Regions from separate parts of the Mus musculus genome. Here regions 1 and 3 are each linked to region 2. The links are chromatin loops, found by intact Hi-C in ENCODE. Cell type or tissue: heart. All regions are shown on one strand.

Region 1 (8,000 bases), 63 kb after region 2:
AGAAGAGGATGCTGCTGTTCCATTGAGGCCTCTGCACAAAACACACCTTTCCTGATCAGGGACACTTATTCACAGCACAGAAATACAATTGTTTTTAAGTAAAGATGCTGTAAATGCTGTTCAAATAGCTTGGAGGACTAAGTTCTTTATGCAGATCTGTATATCACTTCCCCAACATGAAACCTTCTAAGCTACAACTTAGTAAATGAAGATAGAATCCAGACCACTATAAAAATTTAAGATGATTTTTTTCTTCTTTAAAGAGGGAAATCTCTTTAAAGTGTCTGATTCACTTGTACATATTAGGGGAGACCAGGAAAGAAGTGATGTAGAAAACTTACCAAAGAGCGAGTTTTCCCTATTTTACCATAGGCCTGTACCAGTCAAAAAGATGTTTTCTGTTACTACCAACAGAGGACTTTCAGATGGATTGATGAATCTTGCTGGTACCAGTTTCACTACCAAAAGGTTGTCAAAGGAGCAAAGCCACCAGGAATGGTGATAGGCAGTCATCTATGCTAGTAAAGTACACTGAATAAGACTCTAGACACTACAACTGCTGCTTTGCATAGACAAAGTAACAGCTCCTCTTCTGGTCCGTCTGTCCGCCTGTCCTTCCTTCCTTCCTTCCTTCCTTCTTATTCACGATAGGGTTGTTCAGTGCAGCTGGCTGTCCTAGAACTTGCACTGTAGACCAGAGTGGCCTCCAACTCTGATATCTGCCTGCAGCCACATATTACATTTTTTCTTTTCCTTTTTTTTTTTTTGAGGCAAGGTCCTGAATGACCCTGAACTTATAATTCTTTTGCCCGAGTCTCCTGAGTTCTAGCATTACAAGTTTGATCACAACATCCAGTGCTGGCTGTTTTGAATTTTAAGTAATGCTTCAATTGTGCTAGCTCACAAGGAAAGTGATGGTGCTATTTAATGAAGGGATAGACCAAGACACCCATGCCGACCTTGCCCATCCCCAAAAAGAAAGAAGGCCAAAGCCACTTGCGGGTTCCATCTTCATTACCCTACATTTCCACAAGCTATAGATGTTAATGTAGACACCTTTCGAAACTCAATCTGTTGCAAAAACCTAGAGAGACAAACACAGAACCCATTCAGAGCTTAACTGCTGGCTCTATGTATGTTATCCTACATTTGAGAATTCTGTGAGATAAGAACGAGAAAGCCTGTTTGTTTTTTAAAGAAAGAGAGAAATAAGGCACAGAATTTGATGGGTGGGATGATCTGGGAGGAGATGAAGGAGGGGAAACCATGATCAGAATATACTGTGTGAAAAATATTAAAAAAAAGAAACAGAGAAAGGTGTAGATTGAAAGCATTCCTAATTTTTATCATTCCATTTACTTTCTGTAGAAGATGACAGAAACAATCTAAGCTATAAGTCTGTTTAAGTGCCAGGCTGCTTTTAATACCACTTCTTGAGAGGCAGTGGCAGGAGTATTTTTCTGAGTTCTAGGCCAGCCTGGTATACATAATGAGCCCAGGACACATAAAGAGACCCTGACTCAAAAAACCAAAGCAGTTAAAGCAGTTAACACTAACAACATTGCAGAGGCAAACACAGAGAAATGCTTTCTTGTCTGTTAGGAGGCTGCCTCTATGTAGAGTTTTACAGACTTTGCAAAAGGTTTGAGTTTACCAAGACCTATGAAAATGCACAAGAGGTGAAGGTTTCCAGTCTTCCTCATCCAGTCAGCATCCATAGTTGAGAACTACATAGTCAGCGGGGAGTGGTGGCGCACACCTTTAATCCCAGCACTTGGGAGGCAGAGGCAGGAGAATTTCTGAGTTCAAGGCCAGCCTGGTCTACAAAGTGAGTTCCAGGACAGCCAGGGCTATACAGAGAAACCCTGTCTCAAACCAAAAAAAAAAAAAAAAAAAAAAAATCTACATAGTCATGGCTGGAGAGATGGCTCAGCGTTTAAGAACACTGGCTGCTCTCCCAGAAGACCTGGGTTCAATTCCCAGCAACCACATGGTGGCTCACAACTGTCTGTGATTCCTGCTCCAGAGGACCTGACACCCTCATACATTCATACAAAACACCAATGTGCATAAAATAAAAATAAGAAAGAACTACAGAGCCTGCTCAAGTATATTACTTCAGAACAATCAATCAGACAACAGACCAGGTAGATCCTCCTAGCCATATTCTGGTCTATTTTATACACCTCCACAGAAACAGCCAACACCCATTCTTTCTTATACCACAAACAATCCTTGTTAGCAGCTTTAAGTTGGGATTGTAAAATAGTGGGATAAAACTCAAGAGCTACAGGCTCATCCTCCAAGATAAATATCTTTCTGTGAAAAAAAAAGCAGAGCTGAGAGACAGGAAGCCCAGGCTGAGCCAGAAGAGCTGACCTACCTTTTCAATCATCTATACCAACTCCTCAAAACTCCCACTTTTAACAAAACTTAGTAAAACAAGCATATCACAAGGTCTCTAAAGCTGTTGAAGATTTTTCAGAATGGTTTTCTACTCTAAAGCTTTTAATGGATATCCATTCTTGAAGTCATTAATATTTTATCATGAAAACTAAGGTAACAATCTCTTCTGCCTTGATCAGTTTTCCCTTTTACTGGTATTTAAATGATATTATTATTGATAATGATAATAACAATGGCTTTCATTTATTAAGAACTTGAGGGCAGAACATTTCTATTACAAATCTTTTTCTGAGACAGGGTCTTACTTTGTAGTCCAGGCTGCCCTTCAACTCATGGCAATCTTCCTGAATTGGTCTCCCAAGTGCTAGATTAGAGGCATGAACCACCATACCCAGTTCACATACAATCCATTGGCCAAGAACAGGGCTTCGTTCCCACCTTTCTCAGTGGTGCCGGTCCCGTTCTCTATCCCGGTGTCTCTCATGTTCCCGGTTCCTCTCTTGGAAATAATCATCATGCCGGTCTTCGTTATGAAGCAAGTCTCGGTGCCTCCTGCTACTCTCCCGGGACCGGCTGGGTGACCTCTCCCTGGACCGATGTCTTTTCCTGTCAGAAACATCCTTCAGCCTCAACCCCAATGGCCTACAACACATTCTTTCCACATGAGGTTTTGTATCTCTCAATGCTTGCCTAAAATATTCTCTATCATAGGGGCACTGTCAGAAGATCATAGCTTCTTTTGGGGGGAAGTGACTGACGGATTTGTCAAGACCTTACTAATGTATTGAACAGAGTCTTTAGAATTTTCCAACTATTATGATTTCACCTTACAATAGGTCTGTAGGCAAGTACTAGGACTTTTCCTCGTAAGTTCTTGGAAAGTTGCTAACCTCCACACGTAAGATGGCCACACAGATGGTTAGCAACAGAACTGAGATTCAAACTTAAGCCCACTGGCTAAAATCCCCATGTGTCCACCTAGACCTAGCCTCCCCATGGTGCTCAAGACTGAACCTAGGGCCTCATGTGCTAGGCAAGAAGTCTGATCACTGAGCTATGTCCCCAGCCCTTGAGGACTATGTTCTTTTTTAGACTCTTTCTCCTAAATGAGGCCACTGCTTCTACTGAACACAGGTTCTAGACATTAACAAAATTAATGAAAATGTCTCATTTATCTTAAAGATATGACTGTAAGGGGCTGAAGAGATGGGTCATCAGTTAAAGGCACTGACTGCTCTTTTGAGAGGTCCCGAGTTCAATTTCCAGCAATCACATGGTGGCTCACAATCACCTGTAATGGGATCTGGTGCCCTCTTCTGGTGTGTCTGAAAATAGCGACAGTGTACTCATATACATAAAATAAATAAATAGTTCTAAAAAAAAAAAAAAGTGAATATGAGGCGCCCTCTTTAATCCAAATCCCTTATCAGATACCCTGGGTTTCCTTCTTTTCCCAACCAAACTTCAGGAGAGTGTTGCTCCAGGTCAATCAACTCACCTAGAAGAGCTCCCACTGGCACCCACACTGTATGACTTGGCCTCTATGCCATGAAGACAGTCCTTAAGAGAGGAGATGAGGACCCGGCAACGCTCATCATTGGCGACTCGGGACTGTTTGATAACTGCAATGGCTGTGAGTAGTGTCTCAATGGCGTCACTGTAATCCCCTGATAAGGTGGAGGGAAAGGCCAAGGATGAGCAGAGGCAGTAACCAAGCTGGACCAAAAGGAGAATGCAGGGGGAGATAAATTATCAATGACTAGCTGTTCTAAAGAGCCATAGTAAAATGGGCAAAGAAGACATAGCAGGTATAAAACTGAGTAACAGCTATAGTCTCGTTTGAAAGCTGACATATACTTGTGGCCCTATAATTAGTACATACTTGTCCAAGGGCTACTTGAAAATAAGGATTAAAATAAACTGTCCTGGAGCTTGAAAGATAGCTCAGCTGTTAAAAATCACTTGTTGCTTTTGTAAAGGACCTGGGTTTGATTTCCAGCACCTATATGGATCACAACCACTCATAACTCTAGTTTCAGGAAACCAAATGGGCCCCTTGAATCCCAAGAATGTATACGGTATATATACATATACACATATGCAAAACACACACATATGTCTAAAAAATAAACTATCCCTATATTTAAGCTAACAATTCTAAAAAATTTCTGGTCACAGAACTATGTATGTTTAACCATGTTTTAATAATGTTGCTTATTGTTTTATCTTTCCTAGGGCTTTTGCTAGACTACATAAGTTAAGAAACAATGGCTCCATAGATTACTAGTAGTTAAAACTCATGAGAAACCTGTAAGCAAAAAAAGTCACCTATTAAAAGTATTTAGCATAATGCAGTAGGTCTTAACAAATAACATAAGTTAATAAGATAGGTGTTCAAAATAGAGAAAGCAAAAAAATAAATACTGCTTTTTTTCTTTTTTTTCCTATGTGGTATTGGGTGTTGAACTTAAGAGCTTTGAGCATACTAGGTAACTGATCCATCACCAATCTATACATATCCAGCCTTGCAGTTCATTTTCCTAAAAAAACAACCAAAATTATATATATGTTGTGATATGTGTATTCATCCCCCAAACTGGAGGAATACCCACCATTCAGAAGGTAGTCTTGGTAGTCCTCACAGAAAATTTTCATTTTTTTTCTTAAACACAGTATTGAGTCTACAATTATTTTTTTCAAGGCAGGATCTCACCTGCTTCTGCCTCCTGAGAGCTGGGATTAAAGGCGTTTGAAAATATGTCTGAAATCTACATATTTCAAATTTATAATCATACATATATGTTAGCTCATACACCTCTATTATATTTATATACTATAATATATACTATAATACCTCTATTATATGTATATATAATATACACACTCTATTATATACAGCTTTCAATGACAGGGCAACACACTGAGAAATTTGCTGTTGCGTAGTTTCATCATTGTTAAAACACTACAGAGTGTACTTACATAAACTCAGGTTTTACTAGATGTTATACAACATACACAAACACACACACTGTATATACATACATACATACTCCCCTCCTATGGGGCCATTGTGGTATACAAACTGTCTAAAATATCATCTCTTTCTCATACCTATACTTGTACATTTAAAAAAAATCATCAGGCTGCCTTCAATAACTAGACCTTTCATTTCCCAAATGTGCACCTGACTCAACAAATCCACAGATGTCCGCTGAAAATCAAAACTGGGCGGCTTCCTTTATGCAAAGTAGGAAGAACAGAATGGACAGAGACTATGAAGGAAGCGTGGCGCTGTGAAGGACCAGGACACTGGCAATAGCAGCTCCATACAGGCAAGGAAGTTCTGTTTTAGAGGCACAGAGAATAAATATTATAGTTTCTACGACTGGAATAAGAAAAAGAGAGGGAGATAAAAAGATTTACTTATCTGCCATCTCAGGGTGATGGGACTGACATTGAAAAAGGAACAAAGATGATTTCCTCTGAACTCTTCTGTGTATTGTATAACAATGTACATGTATTATATAACTTAAGAGGTCAAGTTATGTTGTTCTGGTGAGGGAAAAACTGACAAGAACACATACTTTGTTTTTAAACTACTGTGTAGAATCAAATTAAAACCAAAGGTCAGAAATGATGGGAAACCGCTTAACAGTCAATTTGAACTTACTTCTTTGAGTACTAATAGTCTATATTACATTTAGATCCATGTGGGCAACTCCCGGGGAGAAAGTGAGTGACTTGGACCAGAACTCCAAACCTTTCTATTCTAGTATGCCAGGCCATTGCTCTACCCACGGAGTATCTGTCTATAAACTTCCTATTCTACAGTCTCTTCTTTTATGTCCAGGGCTCGCAGAATCCTAGTTGCTGATTCTACATATACTGCTGAGAGCAGGGCAAGTTAGCTGAAAGGGTAATATGCCTTATGATGACAAGAGACTTGCCTTCAGAGGACAGCCTATCCACAGGCTACCAGCTCTGCCCAGACTTCTTAGTGTAACAGAGCACCATCTAGTTGAGATACCACTTCTAAAACCCCAGGGCTTTTAATTCTACTTGGAGTTGGAGCTGCTGCATAAACATAAAGTCTAAAGATCACTTCTGAGATCAAGATCTCTCTGAGACAGCAATTATATTCTATAATAAATACAAACAGGAAATAGTATCTATTTCTCACAGTCAAGGCACTGAGTTGTTTTCTACAAAGTAGGTCTTGACATTTGACTGGAGTTAGTTACACACTGCTCTTGAAGTGCACATCTTCTGACCTCTAACAGAACTCTAACTCAGCTTTTCAAAGGTTTCCAGATGGAAATGACAAAGGGGAAAAACTTAAGACAAAGTCAGTAAAGTAAGAGTTTATTACCTGCACTAGCTCCAGACACTGCTTTGGAAATGGCACTGCTGGAAATTGCTCTGTTTCGCTTCATTATCTCTTCAAATTCAGCTTCACTCACTGTAGAAGGTGGAGGGCCTGAATCTCGGCTGCAGAGAGACAATTACACAGCTGACTGCTTGCAACCTTTATTATTTTCACCACATTCTATAGAAGTATTAACTTCTCTAGGTATGTCTTAAATGTTCATTCTTTTCTTCAAGGACAGGATTTATATCATATGTGTTCCTAATTTTGGTTTAACTCAACAGTAGTAATCATTGTAGCATTTGCAGCAGCCATTTATGGCACAGAGTTTAAACAAGCTGCTTAAAGGAAGCTATGAAGGATATGTTTTGGATCAAGTAATAAGATGAAAACAGAAAACACTAAATAAAAAACAATGACAAGAGTTGGGGGAAATAACTTAGCTTGTAAAGTGCTTGCCATGCAAGATTGAGGACCTGAGTTCAAATGTCCAGAACCCACATAAAAATAACAGTCATGGTAGAGGATGCTTATAATCCCAGTGCTGGAGACAAGTGGATCCCTGGGGCTTATCGGCTAGCTAGTTTAATCTACTTGGGTGAGCTTTAGGCCAGTGAAAGACTGTCTCAAGCAAGGTGGACAGCGTGTTTGACAGTGACACCAAAGTTGTCCTTTGGCTTCCACATGTAAGTGCAAAACAAACCTCTAGCAGACAATAATCTATGCCCCAGGACTCAACATCACAGTGAGAATATAGAGGAAAACTACCAGCACTCAGTGCTCATTCACGGAAAACAAATGTCTAAAACACTCTGTTTTTTGTTTGTTTCTCCTTCTTTTTTAAAAATTATTACTATTTTGCCTTGCAAATATGTCTGTGTGAGGGTGCCGGGTCCCCTGGAACTAGGAGTTACAGACAGTTGTGAGTTAACAACTGGGTGCTGGAAATTGAACCCCTGTCTTCTGGAAGAGCAGTCACTGCTCTTAACCACTGAGCCACCTCTTGCCCCTTTATTTTTTCAAGACAGGGTTTCTCTGTGTAGCTCTGGCTGTCCTGGAACTCACTCTGTAGACCAGGCTATCCTCAAACTCAAGAGATTTGCCCACTCTGCCTCTCCAGTACTGGAACTAAAAGTACAAACCACCACCACCTTCTGACAGAACACGGTCTACCTGGTGTGGTAGCACATGCCAGAACTTTAATACCAATTATTCAGGAAGCAGAGGC
Region 2 (8,000 bases):
GAGAGCCTCTAACTTTGGAAGCTGGAGGATAGGCCTTTCAGGTACCTCTAAATAAATCTACCTAAGGACCTCGCCTCCTCACCAAATGAAGCACCTCAATGTCTTGCTTCACACACTCAACAAAGCTATAGTCTTAATCAGACTTTTAAAAATGTACTGTCGACTGGGCAACAACAGCCTGGCCTTCAACAAACTATGACCACGAAAATTCTTCGGATGGTTGTTGGGTTTTCCTTTCTAAATTACAACAGCAGACTGTAATTGACGCTAATGGAGAAAGCCTGTGTTTCCTTGAGTTCCCATCCAGAAAGATAAAGCGAAGAAAATTTCCCAGAGCCTTCAGTGTTGTCCTTTTATCTCCCAAGCAATCTACCAACACCACCCAGCCCTCTGTAGCTCTCTCTGAACAAGAAACTTTTGTTCTGAAATGATTAGCATTTACGTAAATACACGAATTTAAGTAGCTGAAAATATGAGTTCAAGATGAATGTTCTTTGGTTTGGGATGTAACTGCCGATAAAGAGCCACGCACACAAACAAGGCAAAGCTCGCACACTGACGGGCCAACCAAACCTTGTTCTCCAGCAGCGCCCTGGAGTAAACAACAGCCCCAGGCAAAAGGGTGGGTCTGGAGAGGGCCGGGGGGGGGGGGGTGCAGACATTGCTCAAATTCCTCAACCTCCTGGACATCCACCGGAAAATTATGAACTCAAAACTTGCCCCATTATCATCTCCCCTTTCCCCTGACCACATGGGGCAAGTTTGAAGACTCAATCAACCACGCACACAACTCACACTTCGCTCTCCGTCCCATCAGGCCTGGACCAATCCTCAATAACAAGTGACCTCCTATGAGCAAAAAAGGACCCAGAATAGCTGCTTCCGCTGCCCAAAAGGCGCGTGGTGGGAACAGCTCCTTTGAGATCGCGAGCTAAGGGGGACGTTCCGCGACTGCCAGCGCCTTCCATTCCCGGAGCCCAAGTTTTTGCTCCCGCCGCCCCTGGGGCCGCTGGCCTCCCTAGGCCTGGGATCCCTCCCTTGCCCGGGTCTCCGGCCGGGGCAATCTCACCGGTCACACAGCCGTTCACTGCAGTAGGCTTCTGCGCCGTTACGACGTAGTTGTACGACATATTGAGGCCTTGGGTTGGCCCGTGGGGCGCCTAGAGCGACGATAGAGAGACGGGCGCGAGCGAAGAGACTGAGAACCCCCACCCTCACGCAGCCAACTCCGTGGCTGCTGCCTCCGCCCCTGAGACACGTTGCAGGCCAGAGAGGCCAGGCGCAGAGGATCACGGGACGGCCTCACCTGGCCTCTTGGAGGACTTACGGAGCCCGAGGCGGCCAACCAAGCGAGGCCCCGCCCCCTGAGGTCCCGCCTTCTCCTAACCGCCAGAGGTCGCAGTACCCGGATGAGAGCGAGAGTACCGGTACGCAGGCAGAACTGGCCTCCTCTTTGGTCTGCTACGCCCTAAGTGGCCGCCTGCTGGCTTCCCAGCCCAGATCCGCGCCCCTTCCTCAGATTCTGCCTCCTTCCTTCCTCCATAGCTCCAGGCGTCCTCGGGGTTTTCCCTCTTTTAAAACAGGAAGGGCTGCGGAGGACTAGACTGGGGATAAGAGGTGACCATCTGTGCACATCCCAGAGTAGAATCGTGCTTTCCTTTGCTTAATTCTTCGAGCTCCTCCTGATCCCTCGAATGCCCTCAACTGACTTTAGAACAATCATCCCAGCCTCACACATCACCTGGGGGTGTGTTTGCTCACCTCTTTTAATTTCTCCAGAAACGAAAGGACTCTCCACTAAATTACTTGATAGCACTATTAGTGCCTCTACTGCGATACAAATTCTAAGCTCAAATACAACGCAGGAATTTCACAGGAAGAGCCTAAACACCCAGGTGACTAGTGCAATCAGCCCCGCAGATGCAGGTCCCAGGCTTCATCAGACAGCCTCCATGTCCCCAACCCCAAAGGAGGAGCAGCAGAAGCCTAGTCCTGAAGCATCTCCAGAATGCCGGAGGAGGAGAGCTAACTCCCTATTTTACAAATGAGGCAGAGATCAGTGTAGCTAGGTTTGAACCAGGTGGAACTGAAGATGATTTGTACCTCCCCAGCTGGCACTCGACTTGACTCTGGGAAACTGGTTGACTAAGGGGAAACATTAGGCTTTGTAGCAAGACTAGACATGGGCTCAAGTCCTAACTCTCAGCAACACAATCTTAGACAACTCACTAGAGCTTTCAGTCTGTGTTCCAGAAGTAAAATAGGATCACAGAGCTGACTCACTACTAGTGTGGCCAGCCAGAAAGGTAAAGGTCTTTGTACATTTTCTCCTTCCCAGCTTTAAGCTGGACATGATTCCAAACACTGCCTTCTGGCTAAGTGGGGGTGTGAACTTTGGTCAGTCCCCACGCTCCTCTCCATTCCTAGCCCACGAACTAGAGTTTGGACTTGGATCAAAGTCTGAGGCAGCTCCCTAATTCTTAAGGCACAGGCACGGGAGGCATGACATTGCCAATCGGCTGCCCATACCTTCAGCAACTCAAGTCCTTTCCACTCCTGCAGGTGCTGCTGTCTCTACTTCAGACCTGGTAGCAGTCAGGACCGTCCACCCGGCGGCATCTCAGAGCAGAAGTGTGAGCTCAGCTTGTTTCAGAACTTTCCCACCATGGTGAGTCCTGTGGGAGCCACAATAGAGGGACGACCATGGGGAACCCCACTCTGGACACCCGGACTCTCTCTAGTCCCCATCTGAGACGATGCTGCCTCTTGGGGTTCAGAAGACAAGAATTTCATTTTGTATCTCCAGCTTAATCCCCGTTCCCTTTCCTGTGGGCGGGGCACTGGGCCAAGCCAGGTCTGAGGTTAACCTGAGGCACCCTGAAACCCCTATGGCTAGGATCTCAGGCACGCATTTAGATCAGAACAACAAGTTACTTGCTGTGTGATAAGTCACTTTGCTAGTCAAGGAGGGAACCTGGAGGAATGATCGGGCCCTTGTTCCTCAGCCTGGGCATGTGTGGGCTGCTCCCAGAGCAGGGAACTGCAATGTGGGAGGCTCTCAGTGTCCCCGGGGTTTGCTTTAAAACTGATCTTGAACAGATCTGGGCTCGATTTCAGCCTCGTGCCCATCACTGTGTTACTACTATGCCAAAGGCTTCACTTCTCCGGGTCTCTCCTCTCGCCAACCTCATCTGCAGTATGGCAGACTAAGACCTGCTAGCACATGGCCTGGCCGCACAGTGTTGATCAGACTAGAATCCTAGTGGCCTAGTCTGTACCTCCCCTTTCTTGCCTTTCCTTTCCCTTGTGTTACTGGGAAACAGGCATGGCTCTGGTGCAGGAATGATTGGGAATCTCTTGGAGGGAGACTCAGTGATCCCTCTTTCCCCACCCTGTGCCTGTGACTTCAGCCACTTGGGAAAACAGCATGTGGCTGGGATGAACCTGGAGGGTCTAGGCACTGGCTGGCTGTGTGACTTTGTGCACAGTCATTTGTTGTGCTTCAGTTTTCTGCTGTTTGTACTAATCTTACCTCCAAAGGGTTATTGGGGAAATTAAATTAGACATATTCATACTTAGAAATGGGTCTGGCTCTTAGTGCGTAAGAAATGGAGCTCATTTTATTCTGCTTGTTGTCTGTTGACCTAGGCCACTCTCGTCATCCTTAAGTAGGTGTTATGGCCTTGGCCCTTGTTAAATGAAGGAAAGCCTGGCAGGAAGACATCAGCGCTTCATTTTGCATAAAGGCTCAGAAAAAAGAGGCAGGAAGTGTGTTTTGCGGAGACCTGGGTCAGGCTGCGATCACTAGGTGGCGCCAGCAGTCTCTTCTGGATCCACTTTGAGGCTCGCTCTTCCTGCCTCCTGAGGACAAAGGCTGCTGGCTACATCCCATCCCGGAACAGTTATTTAGCTAGCTCCAGCTTTTCAAAGCCTGTTCACAAAAGGGGCTATGGCACCTTTTTAGCGAGCTTTTCCCGTAACACTGGTATAAGCTCTGTAAATCACTGTTCCCAGAGGAAGAACTGAGCCCAGAACAGAGGTTTGCTCCCTGAGTTCAGGCGTGGTGTCCTGCTGACACTAGAGCCTGGGCACACGGCGACTCTGGTCTCTCTTACTGCACACGCTGTACAGACTCAGCTGGACCCAGAGGTATTCTCCAGGGTTTAGGTCAGCCTTTGCACGCCCTCTCTCCTAAGGAGGCCCATAGCTCACCGTGTAACTGCCCTGGCAGAATGCAGACATTCTAAAGAGACATTTCACCCCTTCCCATTAGCTATCAGACTGCTGAAATAATGCCTGCAACAAAGTGGAATTTTCCCAAGAATCTCAAGCTGGGGGAGGTAAAGACAGAGAGACAGAGGCCCTGACACTCACGAGGAGAAGCAGCCAGGAAGAGATTTCACATGTTTCTGACAGTGTTTCAGCTGCCTGCAAGAAGGGGATGAGTCAGTCAACCACACCTTGGCCCTAACTGACTAGGCTTTTTTTTTTTTCAGTGTTTTATTTTTTATATTTGTTTGTTTGTTTTGTTTTGTTTCTGCCTCCTGAGTTCTGGAATTAAAAGCACACACCACCACAACCTGGCTTGTTTCAGGGTTTTTTTTGTTTTGTTTTTTTTTTTGCTTGTTTGTTTTTTTGTTTTTTTCAAGACAGTGTTTCTCTGTATAGCCCTGGCTGTCTTAGAACTCACTTTGTAGACAAGGCTGGCCTCGAACTCAGAAATCCACCTGCCTCTGCCTCCCGAGTGCTGGGATTAAAGGTGTGCGCCACCACGCCTGGCTTGTTTCAGTTTTTATGTTCAGTTTGAGACACATGGGTCTCCTGTAGCTCAGGTTGGCCTCCAACTTTCTGTGTAGCTGATGCTAACCTTGAACTCCGGAGTCCTCCCCCACCCCCGCCCCCCAAGCCTCCATCTCCTAAGGCCTGTGCTACCACACCCAGCTAGAACTACTAGGTTATACATACCTCTCTGTTTAAACCTAAACCTCGTATCCGTGCCCTGAAGATGGCTTTGGACATGAGAGAGTATCCCTGGACCTCTTTATTTGTTCCTCTTCCCAATGAGAACATATTAATGAATTGATAAATAATGAACAATCTGATAAATTATTATAAAACATAAATTATAAGTAAATTGATAAATCTCCTTTGTCTGCTCCTTACTGTTGTCTCTTTAACTGGCCTGTTGAGGACATGGCTCTGAGGATAGTTATTAGGCTCTGGAGCTGAGGCTTTGACCCTGACGATTCCTGTGAACGATTCTTCCTGTGGCTTGTGAGGCCCCTGTCTACCTCTTCCTGTAGGCCATATTGCTTGCAACACTATGTCACTCTGATGCTTCCAGGAGCCACTATTCTATTCTGTATCCCATACCTTGGCTTATGCTTCCTTCTGCTCCGAATACCCCCCACCCCCTTCCCAATGCCTACATGTCTCTTTCTTGTTCTTCATAGAGACTTCCCCTTTAGGAGACTGAGGCCCTTTTCTTCTGTGCTTCCACACACATGTATGTCCCTCTTGCATAGCATAGCACGTAAGAATGATATCTGTGTTCCCATGAAGGGCCTAGCACTGGGCCCTGCTACCCTGCATGAACGGTCTAGCTCTAGCCCAGGAAAACCAGTTGTGGTACCAACTGGGTTGGTGTGGGGCCTGCCCAGACTCTACCCATCATAGGAGTCTCAATCTAAAACCTACCTCCTCTAACAGAAACTGACAGGGCCCCAATTTCATTTTTTTTTTCTAGTGAACTCCCCCATTTGCTTTACATTGAAGCTGTTTTGCAGGATACATAGAAATCATGGTGATACATAGAAATCATGGTGTAAAGGTCTATTAGTTAAATAAATACTGAATAAAACATTGAAAGTTGAGAAGTCACAGACACCTGCACCTGGTAATGACATAACTCAAGGTACCACTGTATCCTTAGAATTCCTAGGTGGCTTCTGTAGTTCCTTTCCCCTGGCATGAAACCCCTGGGGAGATTTGGCACTGTAATGTTGCTGGGCAGGCAGGATGGGGGTACCTGCTGACCACACTCTGAACCTCTTGTTTCTTGCTCTTCCTCCACAGAGTTCCAAGAAGATGGTGAATTCTGTGGAAGGGTGTGCTGATGATGCCCTTGCTGGGTTAGTAGCCTCTAACCCTGACTTGCAGCTCCTGCAAGGGCACCGTGTGGCCCTACGTTCTGACCTGGACACCCTCAAGGGCCGGGTAGCACTTCTGTCAGGTGGAGGCTCAGGCCATGAGCCTGCCCATGCCGGTGAGTATCTTGTGTTCATTGTAAGGGGTGCTGGCCAGAGCAGAGTAGGGATCCTGGGAGGTCCTCAGTGCTAGTGTGAGGTACCAGACAATCAGTGCAGGGGCCAGAGTTAGCAATGGGCCCAGTCTCCATCCTCCCACAGCCCCCAGCCACTCCACGCCCAGTCACAGCCTGTCTCTGCACCTGGATTCTTACAGCTCTAGAAATGCAGGGTTGAGCCAGTTAACCCCTGAGGCTGTCACAGCCTCAGGTGTGAGACTTGGTGATTTCAAACGTCTTCCTGGCCTGTTTTTCCAGTCCAGCTGACCCAACACCTCCATGAAACTTTCTTGACTCTACAAGCACAAATTAGGACCCCTCTTCTGCAATCCTATCATGCCTTTTCCCGCAGCTGACCCATCTTAGCTGGTTTCCTGTTTGATGCAAAGATGTGATCCTCCGTTAGGAGCTCCTAAAGCAGGCCTCAGACTTTATGTCAGTTCACTTCTCCTGTCCACCGGCAATATTCTGTTTATTCATTCATCAGCTCCTAGTGAGCCCACGATATTCTGATATACTTGGCCCTGTACAGGGCACACATGTGAATCAGGCAAGATCCTCCCCTGTAGAAAACTTTTATGCCCCACTCTGGGAAGACAGATGTGAATAAGAGCAGTTCAGAGAGCCTTATGGGTTATAACAAACACTAGAATAAACATGGAGGGGCAGGAGCGATGACTCAGCACTTAAAAGTACTTGTTCTTGCAGAGGACCTGGGTTCAGTTCCCAGTACCTACATAGCAGCTCACAACCATCTGTAACTCCAGTTTCAGGGAACCACTGCCTCCTCTGACCTCCACAGACATGAGGCACACATGTGGTGCCCTGGTGCACATATATACACACTTGCAAAACACTCAAATAAAACAAATCTTTTTTCAAAAGCTTTATGTAAAAGAAGAATAGGAGGAAGAACAGAAAATGGTGAGAGTAGACAGAGTTCTTCAGGGTAGGAGGTCAGGGGAAGATCTTTCAAGATGACTCCTGTGTAGGGGTTAGCCATAGCACAAGCACAAAGTAGGGCTTACCTAAACATGGATCTCAGGTATGTGGGAAGCCCCCAGGGATAACAGACCTAGATTCTACCCGGCATCCTTATTTCTCTTTCTCCAGGTTTTATCGGGAAAGGGATGCTAACAGGTGTCATCGCAGGATCTGTGTTTGCCTCTCCTCCTGTGGGCAGCATCCTGGCAGCCATTAGAGCTGTGGCCCAGGCAGGCACAGGTCAGGCTTGCATGTAGGAGAGAATGCTGTGGGTGGGCTCTGTTGGGGGTGGGGAAGGGCAAGGCTCAATGACACCATGCTACTGTTCCTACAGTGGGCACCCTCCTCATTGTGAAGAACTACACTGGGGATCGGCTCAACTTTGGACTTGCCATGGAGCAGGCCAAGGCCGAGGGCATCTCTGTGGAGATGGTGATAGTTGAGGATGACAGTGCCTTCACCGTCCTCAAGAAGGCAGGCCGGCGTGGCCTGTGTGGCACAGTACTTATCCACAAGGTTAGCCTCCCCATCCTGGGACACTGAGTCACCAGCCATTTCTTTTCCCTGATCACAAAGTCTCTACCATTACTACAGCAATTAGCCCTAGAATTCAGGCATCCACTTAACCAGTTCTCTTCCCTCCCCTCCATGTGGGGATATGTAGTCACTTGCCCCTTCCTAGCGCTTCCTCCAGTGCAGGACAGGTCCTCAT
Region 3 (8,000 bases), 76 kb after region 2:
CCTGCTGAAAACATCCTTTAAAATTTTCTTTAAGATGGGGGCAGGAGAGATAGCTCAGTGGTTAAGGACACTGGCTACTCTTCCAGAGGACCTGGGTTTGATTGCAGGCACCACTGGCAGCTTACAAGTAACTGTAACTCCAGTCCCAGGTGATCTGATGCCCTCTTCTGGCCTCTGAAGGCAATGCACATACACGATGTATAGACATACAAACAAACAAAACACCCATAACACATAAAATTAAAAATACAGGGGTAGGTAGAGATTTTGCCTAGCAAAAGTCAAGCCCTAGATTTTGCTTTTAGCAAAGCCAAAATAATCACTGCCATTATCTAGAGGTGTTTTTTTTAAGTATGTGAAAGGAATACATGAAGATTCTGCATGCAAATACCTATTCAAAAGGGTATTGTCTAGTATATAAACATGCTAGGCAAAGTCTCTCAGTCTCTCTCTCTCTCTCTTTTTTTTTTTTTTTTTGGTTTGAGACAGGGTTTCTCTGTATAGCCCTGGCTGTCCTGGAACTCACTCTGTAGACCAGGCTGGCCTTGAACTCAGAAATCTGCCTACCTCTGCTGCCTCCTGAGTGCTGGGATTAAAGACATGCGCCACCACCGCCTGCTGGCAAGGTCTCTCTTTACCACTGAGTCAAACTTTTGATTTTTTTAAATTTTGAGATAGGGTCTGGCTAAGTTTGCAAGTTATCAAAACTGGTCTTGAACTTGTGATAACTTTTGCCTCAGTTTCCCTAGTAGCTGGGGTACAAAATTGTACCATCAGGCCCATTAACATATTTTTCTTTTTAAATAGACTTAAGCACCTGAAGATTTTGTTTCAGAGGAAGAGCCAGAGACCAATCTCCTAAGGATATTAAGGACAACTAGACTTTATATCTCTCACCAAGGCTTTTTAAAGGGGAAAAAAACAAAAGATTTTCAAATGAAACTTAAAGGTAATAAGGAAATGATAGTATTTTATATACTCAAAGTTGGCAAACTAAGATTCCTTTTATGTAGTATCTGCGATTCAAAGATGTATCTAAGTTTTATAAGGCAAAAGTCATCACTGAGATCTGGCTAGCTAAAAAAAAAAAAAATAAAATAAAAAGGTCAGTGAACCAGTATGAAGACTTCAACTTGGGGAGCAAACACATCAGTGGGAACCTTTTCATACTGTTAGCTTAAAGGCAATCAACGGGCTCTCTGAAAAACTGAAAGAACAAAAAAGGATCAATCCTATAGGACCTTGTTTGTGTAGATTACCACTTCAGAAAGAAAACCCAATGAGTTCCAAGTTTCAATGGTCTATTCAAGCCATGGAACCTAAAAAAGCTAGCAGTAGCTGTATATGGTGGCATATGGCTTCAATGCCAGTACTTAGGAGGCAAAGGCAGGTAGATCTGAGTTTGAGGCCAGCCTACTCTACAGTGAGTTCCAAGATAACCAGGGCTAGAGAGAAAGAAACCTTGTCTTAGCCAACTGGACTGTAAAAAAGATTAAATAAAACAACAACAACAACAACAACAAACCCAAAAACCCTAAACAAACAAAAACGGACCTATCCCACAAACAAAGCAAAAATCAAATACACACCCATATTTTATAGGTGGCAATGCTAAAATTTTTGTTAAGTTTAAATTGAAAATATGTATTCAATATTGAATTAAATATTTCAGTAAGAATTTTGTTGTCAAGGATACATACAAAAAGCTACTATGTTATATCATGAAACTTCCTAGTAGCAAGTTTGATTTTGCCCTCCAGTATGTTCAATTTTCCTACCTTATAGCTCCTTCTCAGTATCTGACCCAATGAAGTAACTAACTTGGATATAGTTTTCTCAGTAGAACCATCTTGATTGTTGATTACTTTTTTTTTAAAGATTTATTTATTATATGTAAATACACTGTAGCTGTCTTCAGACACTCCAGAAGAGCGAGTCAGATCTCGTTACGGATGGTTGTGAGCCACCATGTGGTTGCTGGGATTTGAACTCTGGACCTTCAGAAGAGCAGTCGGGTGCTCTAACCCACTGAGCCATCTCACCAGCTCTTGATTACCTTTTCTTTGATTTTTAGAAGGCCACATCAACTCTGGGCCTCATGCATCTCCACAGTTCTCAGTATCTCTCCCCCCACCCCCCAACCTTTGCCCACTATTCTGCACTGTTACAGTACATTGTTGTTGTGTGTGTTTCTGACAGTTTGACATTGTAGCCAAGCTGGCCTCCAATTTGTAGCAATCCTGGCCCAGTCTCCAAAAGCACTGGGATTCCGGATGCATGTCATCATACCTAGCTACTATCACTTTTACTTCTAACCACTCCAAATGGCACCTACTGTCCAGCACAGGGACTCAGTCTCTCCCAACACCTCACTAGCTCTGGCAGTAGTAATCCTAGAGGAGTTCAAATCCTTCCTGATAGAGAAGCAGGCATACTTATAAAGCCTATCTTAGCATGAGAAGGAACAGACAGAGAACTCAGGAGAGCAGCAGTTCTCAGTCCCCCTTGCCTAACTGAGCAGCACGAATCTGTAACAGCAATGAAGTTACCCTGCACAAGGTTTTTGCAGTACATGCTGCCAGAGTTCAGAAGCAAACAGAACAGGGCTCCACATAGTAAATGTGCTCATTTTCCTTAGGGACCACAGTGCTCTTGAGGGAGTTGTATGCTGGGCTACCTTGGGACAAATCAGTAACTGTCTTCTAAGACATTCAAAAACCCAATTCATACAGGCTGACTTCCATCTAAGCCAACTTTTAACAACTCTACCCAGACTTTTTAAACAATTTAGCAACTTCCAGATTGCACTAAAACCAGCTTTGCCAAAAATGAACTTATGGGGATGAGGTCTCCTTTCTCAACTTTTAGAACGTAAAACATTCAAAGTTGATACTTGCTTCAGTTTTCCCCATATCAACATTGCCTGCTTGGTATAAATGTCCACATACTAATTTTGGCTTTAGATCAGAAAGTCCTTTTTTAAAAAAGTTAATTAATAAACAAATTACTGAGGGTAATAATGTGTACCTTGACAAAGCCGTGTCCACTGGACAAGAACTGTGTCTTGTCTATGACCCCTAAGTTATAAACCATTTATTCCTTTTTTGTTTTTAGATCAAATATGGCCCGTGGTCAACAACTGTCTATTCTCTGAAGTGAATTAGTTACAGTACTAGTCAATGACATAGATTCAGAATTGGGGCTATCTTTCAGTAATACAGAACTAAGAGAGTCTTGTTAAACAAAAAGCCATAAACTTCAAACGACAAAAGTATGACTCAAATAAACACATAAAACTCAGGAAAGCAAGACTGCAGAGAGGGCTCAGTAGCTAAGAACACTTTGTCCAGAGGACCTGAGTCTGGTTACTAGAATCTATATCAGGTGGTTCACAACCACCTGTAACACCAGCTCCATTGGACCCATACCACTAGGCTCTTTGGGCACCTACAAACCAGGCACACACACAAAATTTAAAATACAATAATGGGACATATGAGCCTCTTTTGTTGCCTGTCAAAGTCAGGCTACCACCTAGGCATTCTAGCCCATTCTTTCCAGGTCCTTCTGTGTACCCACTGGAACACACCAATGACAAGAACCAGCTAGCTCAACAATAACAGTACTAAAAAGAACCCAGGTAAGATAAAAATTTTAAATAGAAACTTTCTGTTGAGTTTTGACCTCAAGATTGAAGAACTCAACCTCACAGATTACTATCTTACGGGATACTTAAATGTTAAAACACACATTCAAACTAGGATGACTGAGTCCTTGACTTGCCTTTAAACTAGTTTATTCAATGGTTTTTACCTTTCTTCCTTCCATCCATACGAATGGATGCCCAGAGACTTCTCAAAAAGGACAGTCAAGCTATTTAAAAAGACTGAAACACTTGGAGTGGCACTGGAATTCCACCTTTAAAGCAGTTGGTATACTGTGGCTTTTAAAGTAATTTCATGGTACACCATTGGGAGGGGACCAAGCAGGGGGAGGGACCAACATGCTCGAGCCACAAGTTGAGAGAACAGCAAAGTAACAAGCATCGAAATTATCTCCGCAGTACTACAACAAATGTAATTTTCATTTTTAATTATGGTTAGTCATTCAACTTTGAAATGACTTGGGGAAAGAATTCCACAGGCTGATTCACCATACTATTACACTTGGGTTTTTATTTGCTCTTAAAGCAAGCCCTTTAAAATTGAAGCCTGGAGGTTCAAATTAACCTAAAGAGGAATGGTCAGTCGTCTTCAAAGCCACCGCTAGGGGGAAACGCTTCGATATTACAGGGAATTATTTTGAGCTGAGAGAGAAACCACTGCCAGTAGATTGATGGAAGAAACCCCAAAACTGCTGCTAATTCCTCTCACCTGATTGAACTCTTCATCAGCGTATATATCAATCAAATCCACTCCTTCTGACATGGCTCCGGAAATACGCTCTCGAGCCCGGAGAACCGACAAAGTAAGAAAGATGCCACTACGGTATTCAGAAAAGGGTAAAAAATTTTAAGGCACAAGGGTCCCAGGCTGGGAGGAGGGCAAGGGTCAACAAGCTCTAGTCTCCCAAGACGCAGCATCCCGGCGGCCGGGAGCCTGGCCCCACCCGCTCTGCCCCGCCCCCAGCCTCGCGCCGCCCCCAGCTCTCCCAGGCCGCTCGGGCTCGCGGAGCTCGCTGCCCATCACCCGCGGGCCCGACCCGAGGTGCTCCGAGTCGGCGCCCGTAGTTGCCTATGGCGCCACCGCCAAGTCCGGGCCTCGACTCCTGAGAGGGCCCTCAGGCCGCGCTGTGAACCACCGCGGCGAACGCCGCAAGCTCAGCCCGTCGCACCTGCTAGGCCCAGGGGGCGTCCCAAGCCGGAGCCCCCGCGGGCCCGGAAGCTCCCGCCGCCTCCACACCAACGGGGCCCTGTCCTCGCCCTAGGCTAGGCCTGCCCTGCTCCCTCCCACAGCTCCAGGACCTCAGCCCCTCCCTCAGAGGCCCGCGCTTCCCTCCACCCGCTGTCTTCCGCCGCCGCCACCCCAACCGACCCCCTCCCTTCCGCGGCGCCGGCCCCCGCCCTCCTTCCGGCCCCGCCGGCCCCGGGCCGCGCGCCCCCGTTACCGGGAATATGGCGGCGGCCGCGGAGAGTCCCGACTAGGCCCGAAGCGCGCGAACCGCTCTCCGCCCCAGGTCCCGCCCCCCCCCCACCGGCGGCGTCACACGCACCGCTACTTCCGCCATACGCTCGGTTGCGCCTTCCGGCTTGGGGTCCACCTCCGCTGAAGTCCTCAGATCGACCGCCCGGAATTCCCGGAAGTGGCCCGGTTGCCAGCTTACTGTGCTATAAGAGAGAGATGGCGGTGGTCACCTTGATCCCGACGCTGGCGCGGGTGAGAGAGCCGGGTTCGGGGCGGGCTGCAGCTAAGACTGTTTCGTCCTCCTCTGTGCCGTGGAGACTGTAGGGAGAGTTCACCTACCCCACAGACCAGGGAATGGTCCCCTCAAGGCGAGGCGCAGGCTGGAGCCGATCATGCAGGGAATTTTCCATTCTTTCCTGAGCCCACGGTGTGCTCGAGTGAGAATACTGGGTAATATGTGGTTAGGTGGCCAGTCACCGTGTGAGACTCAACGCATACCAGGAACAGTTACCGAACCTCCCCCGAAAGCCTCCTAGCTTTTCTTGAGCTTCTTCCCCCGTCTCCCTTTTAAAAGCCGGTTTTAATTTGTTACTCAGGCTGGCCTCAAATTCGTAATTCTCCTGTCTCATCTTGGTTTTAAATGTTTGAGAATTTTCCGTTTTTATTCCAGTAGTGTTGAAAGCTAGTTGGTATGGTTTATCTTAAACTTATCAAGACATGTTTTTTGACAACTTGTGATCTCCTGGGCATAATTATCTGTACATTTGAGAGGAATGTATGATCTCTTGTGTGGAATGCCTGTATATCTCAGTTAAATATTCTTAAATTAGTATTGTTCTGGTTGTCTAGTATTGATTCCGACATCTATATATTCTATTCCTTATTAAAATGTGGCATTAAAATCTGTTGTGTTCCCCCACCAGTTCTGTCAAGTGTCTCTTCCATATATTTGAGTGCTCTATTAGATCCACATATATTTATGATTATTATACTTTACTGCTAACTCCTTAATACTATGTAATATTCTTTATATCACATATGACAATTTTGTTGTTTGTGCTAAGCACCAAACCCAGAGCCTTGCCTGCTAGGCAATCGCATTTTCTTTTCTTATTCTTTTTTTTAGACTAAAAAAGTATGTACATGTGTTTATCTGCCTTTGTGAGTTTATGCATACTATGTGTGTAGGTGCCCATGAAGGCCAGAGGAGGGTGTTTTAAGTGTGTCGGTGTTTCTGCAATGCTGTAGTTTTGTTAACACTCTTTTAAGTTGTTCAGTGTTCCCTCCTCCTTCCTTGCTACCCTGTTTTTTAGGTACTAAAACTCCTCAGCTTCATAGTAGTTCTGATCTAGCCTCTCAAGTGCGTGGATTACAGTCATGAGGCACCATGACCAGCTGGTTGCTCTGCTCTCTTATTCTCAGTGGCTACTGGACTTCTTAGAGTATGCTGGTTAGTGTTGCAAGTTGTTCAAAACAGAAACCAACCAGTCCCTTCGGCAATGCCAACCCCCATGTTCTAGAACATTAACCATACATTCAACTCTTCCTCGAGCCTCGGGGAAGAGGCTTGTAAACAATACTAGATTTTATCTTGCTTTATCTTCTATGGCCTTCTGCACCAAAACTAAGCAGCTCTCTTGGTCTCTATGGTCCCTCAGCATCTGGAATGGGCTGTGTCCTGTTGTTGCTCTGAGACAAGAGAGACAAAAGCCAGCTCCACAGGCAGCCTCTGAGAAGCAGGAGTTTCAGGTGGATGCCCCCACCCGCACCCCCAACCCCTGCTCTGTATCTCCAGGGAAAAGCTGGGGGTTGTGGGTTATCTTTTCATTCTGCAGTAAGGCAGGATGGGGACCATGGCAAGTGAATGCTGCTGGTACAAACCATCACTTTTGCTTGCCACAGCTACAGAAAGGTGTCCTTACCTGTAGCACTTAGACTCAGCCAAAGCAGAAGCTGTTTGGATGATGTTCCAGCAGTCTTACCTTTCCCTCTTGGATAGAAGCCTGTTGCTGGGACATTCTCCCCATCATCTTGTGTGTTGAGGATTTGGGGAAAGACAGGGCTGTGGCATGTGCAGTCCACAGCCTTTCCTATTGGCTTCAGTGCAGCTGGTTTTGCAGTCATCTGGGGAGCAGGAGCTTGTTTTCCAAACTAATCACAGAGGGAATGGATCTGTGAATTGTTGAGTCAGTATCTCCGTATGCTTGTGCTTTCTAAAGCACTTATTGTTGCTAAAGTTACAGATACTTATACTCTCTGTACTCGAACTTGACACAAGCTGGAGTTATCACAGAGAAAGGAGCCTCCCTTGAGGAAATGCCTCCTTGAGATCCAGCTGTAAGACATATTCTCAATTAGTGATCGAAAGTGGGAGAGCCCATTGTGGGTGGTGCCATCCCTGGGCTAGTAGTCTTGGGTTCTATAAGAAAGCAAGCTAAGCAAGCCAGGGTAAGGAAGTCAGTAAAGAACATCCCTCCATGGCCTCCCTGGCTGTCCTGGAACTCACTCTGTAGACCAGGCTGGCCTCGAACTCAGAAATCCACCTGCCTCTGCCTCACAAGCGCTGGGATTAAAGGTGTGCGCCACCACGCCCAGCGGTCATGATGTTTTTTTGACTAGACCTGCTGACCAACAAGCCTCTGGGATCCACCTGTGCTGGGGTTACTTATGCATGATGTCATTCCCAGCCATGGGTTTTATGTGGTTCTGGGGACCTGAACCCAGGTCTTCACGCTTGCACAGCGAGCACTTTATCTACTTAGTCATTACTCAGTTCTTTTCATTGTATCTTAGAGTTTATAACCTTCTTACATTTGGAGTTTGAAGCTGTTTTTTGCTACTTTGGAGCTGCTGCTGCTTCTCCTCCTCTTCCTCCTC

Evidence for each region. A loop is a pair of places that touch in the nucleus more often than their neighbours do. Peaks named below come from ENCODE experiments on the same cell type or tissue, not always from the same donor. Only the 100,000 strongest peaks of a DNase experiment are listed, where the experiment ranks them.
Region 1: it touches region 2 in a loop (2.1-fold over the local background); 25 of 42 quality-filtered maps call a loop at or near these places.
Region 3: it touches region 2 in a loop (7-fold over the local background); 10 of 42 quality-filtered maps call a loop at or near these places.

Annotation. Positions count from the first base shown.
Region 1 is chr19:10,535,693-10,543,692 of GRCm38, reverse strand. It overlaps Cpsf7 (cleavage and polyadenylation specific factor 7), which reads right to left. Exons shown (of 10, transcript NM_172302.3): 7 at 6,776-6,894; 8 at 3,905-4,073; 9 at 2,845-3,012. The coding sequence ends at 2,850. It also overlaps a transcript of Tmem216 not described here. Among named protein-coding and RNA genes, the nearest start is that of Cpsf7, 14 kb to the right of the region's middle. In heart, a CTCF peak has its summit at 3,741 (motif pointing left); no DNase peak of the experiment used is centred here.
Region 2 is chr19:10,598,836-10,606,835 of GRCm38, reverse strand. It overlaps Tkfc (triokinase, FMN cyclase), which reads left to right and starts at 2,578. Exons shown (of 17, transcript NM_145496.1): 1 at 2,578-2,668; 2 at 6,076-6,265; 3 at 7,418-7,528; 4 at 7,623-7,804. The coding sequence starts at 2,666. Ddb1 (damage specific DNA binding protein 1) reads right to left here and starts at 1,239. Exons shown (of 27, transcript NM_015735.2): 1 at 1,070-1,239. The coding sequence starts at 1,130. In heart, CTCF peaks have their summits at 1,392 (motif pointing right) and 3,805 (motif pointing right); DNase peaks (open chromatin) are centred at 1,345, 3,085, 3,825 and 4,375; H3K4me3 peaks cover 2,978 bases; H3K27ac peaks cover 4,909 bases.
Region 3 is chr19:10,522,434-10,530,433 of GRCm38, reverse strand. Sdhaf2 (succinate dehydrogenase complex assembly factor 2) reads left to right here and starts at 5,225. Exons shown (of 4, transcript NM_025333.4): 1 at 5,225-5,375. The coding sequence starts at 5,340. Cpsf7 (cleavage and polyadenylation specific factor 7) reads right to left here and starts at 5,190. Exons shown (of 10, transcript NM_172302.3): 1 at 5,107-5,190; 2 at 4,374-4,482. The coding sequence starts at 4,427. In heart, CTCF peaks have their summits at 167 (motif pointing left) and 4,278; DNase peaks (open chromatin) are centred at 4,673 and 5,213; H3K4me3 peaks cover 2,878 bases; H3K27ac peaks cover 1,700 bases.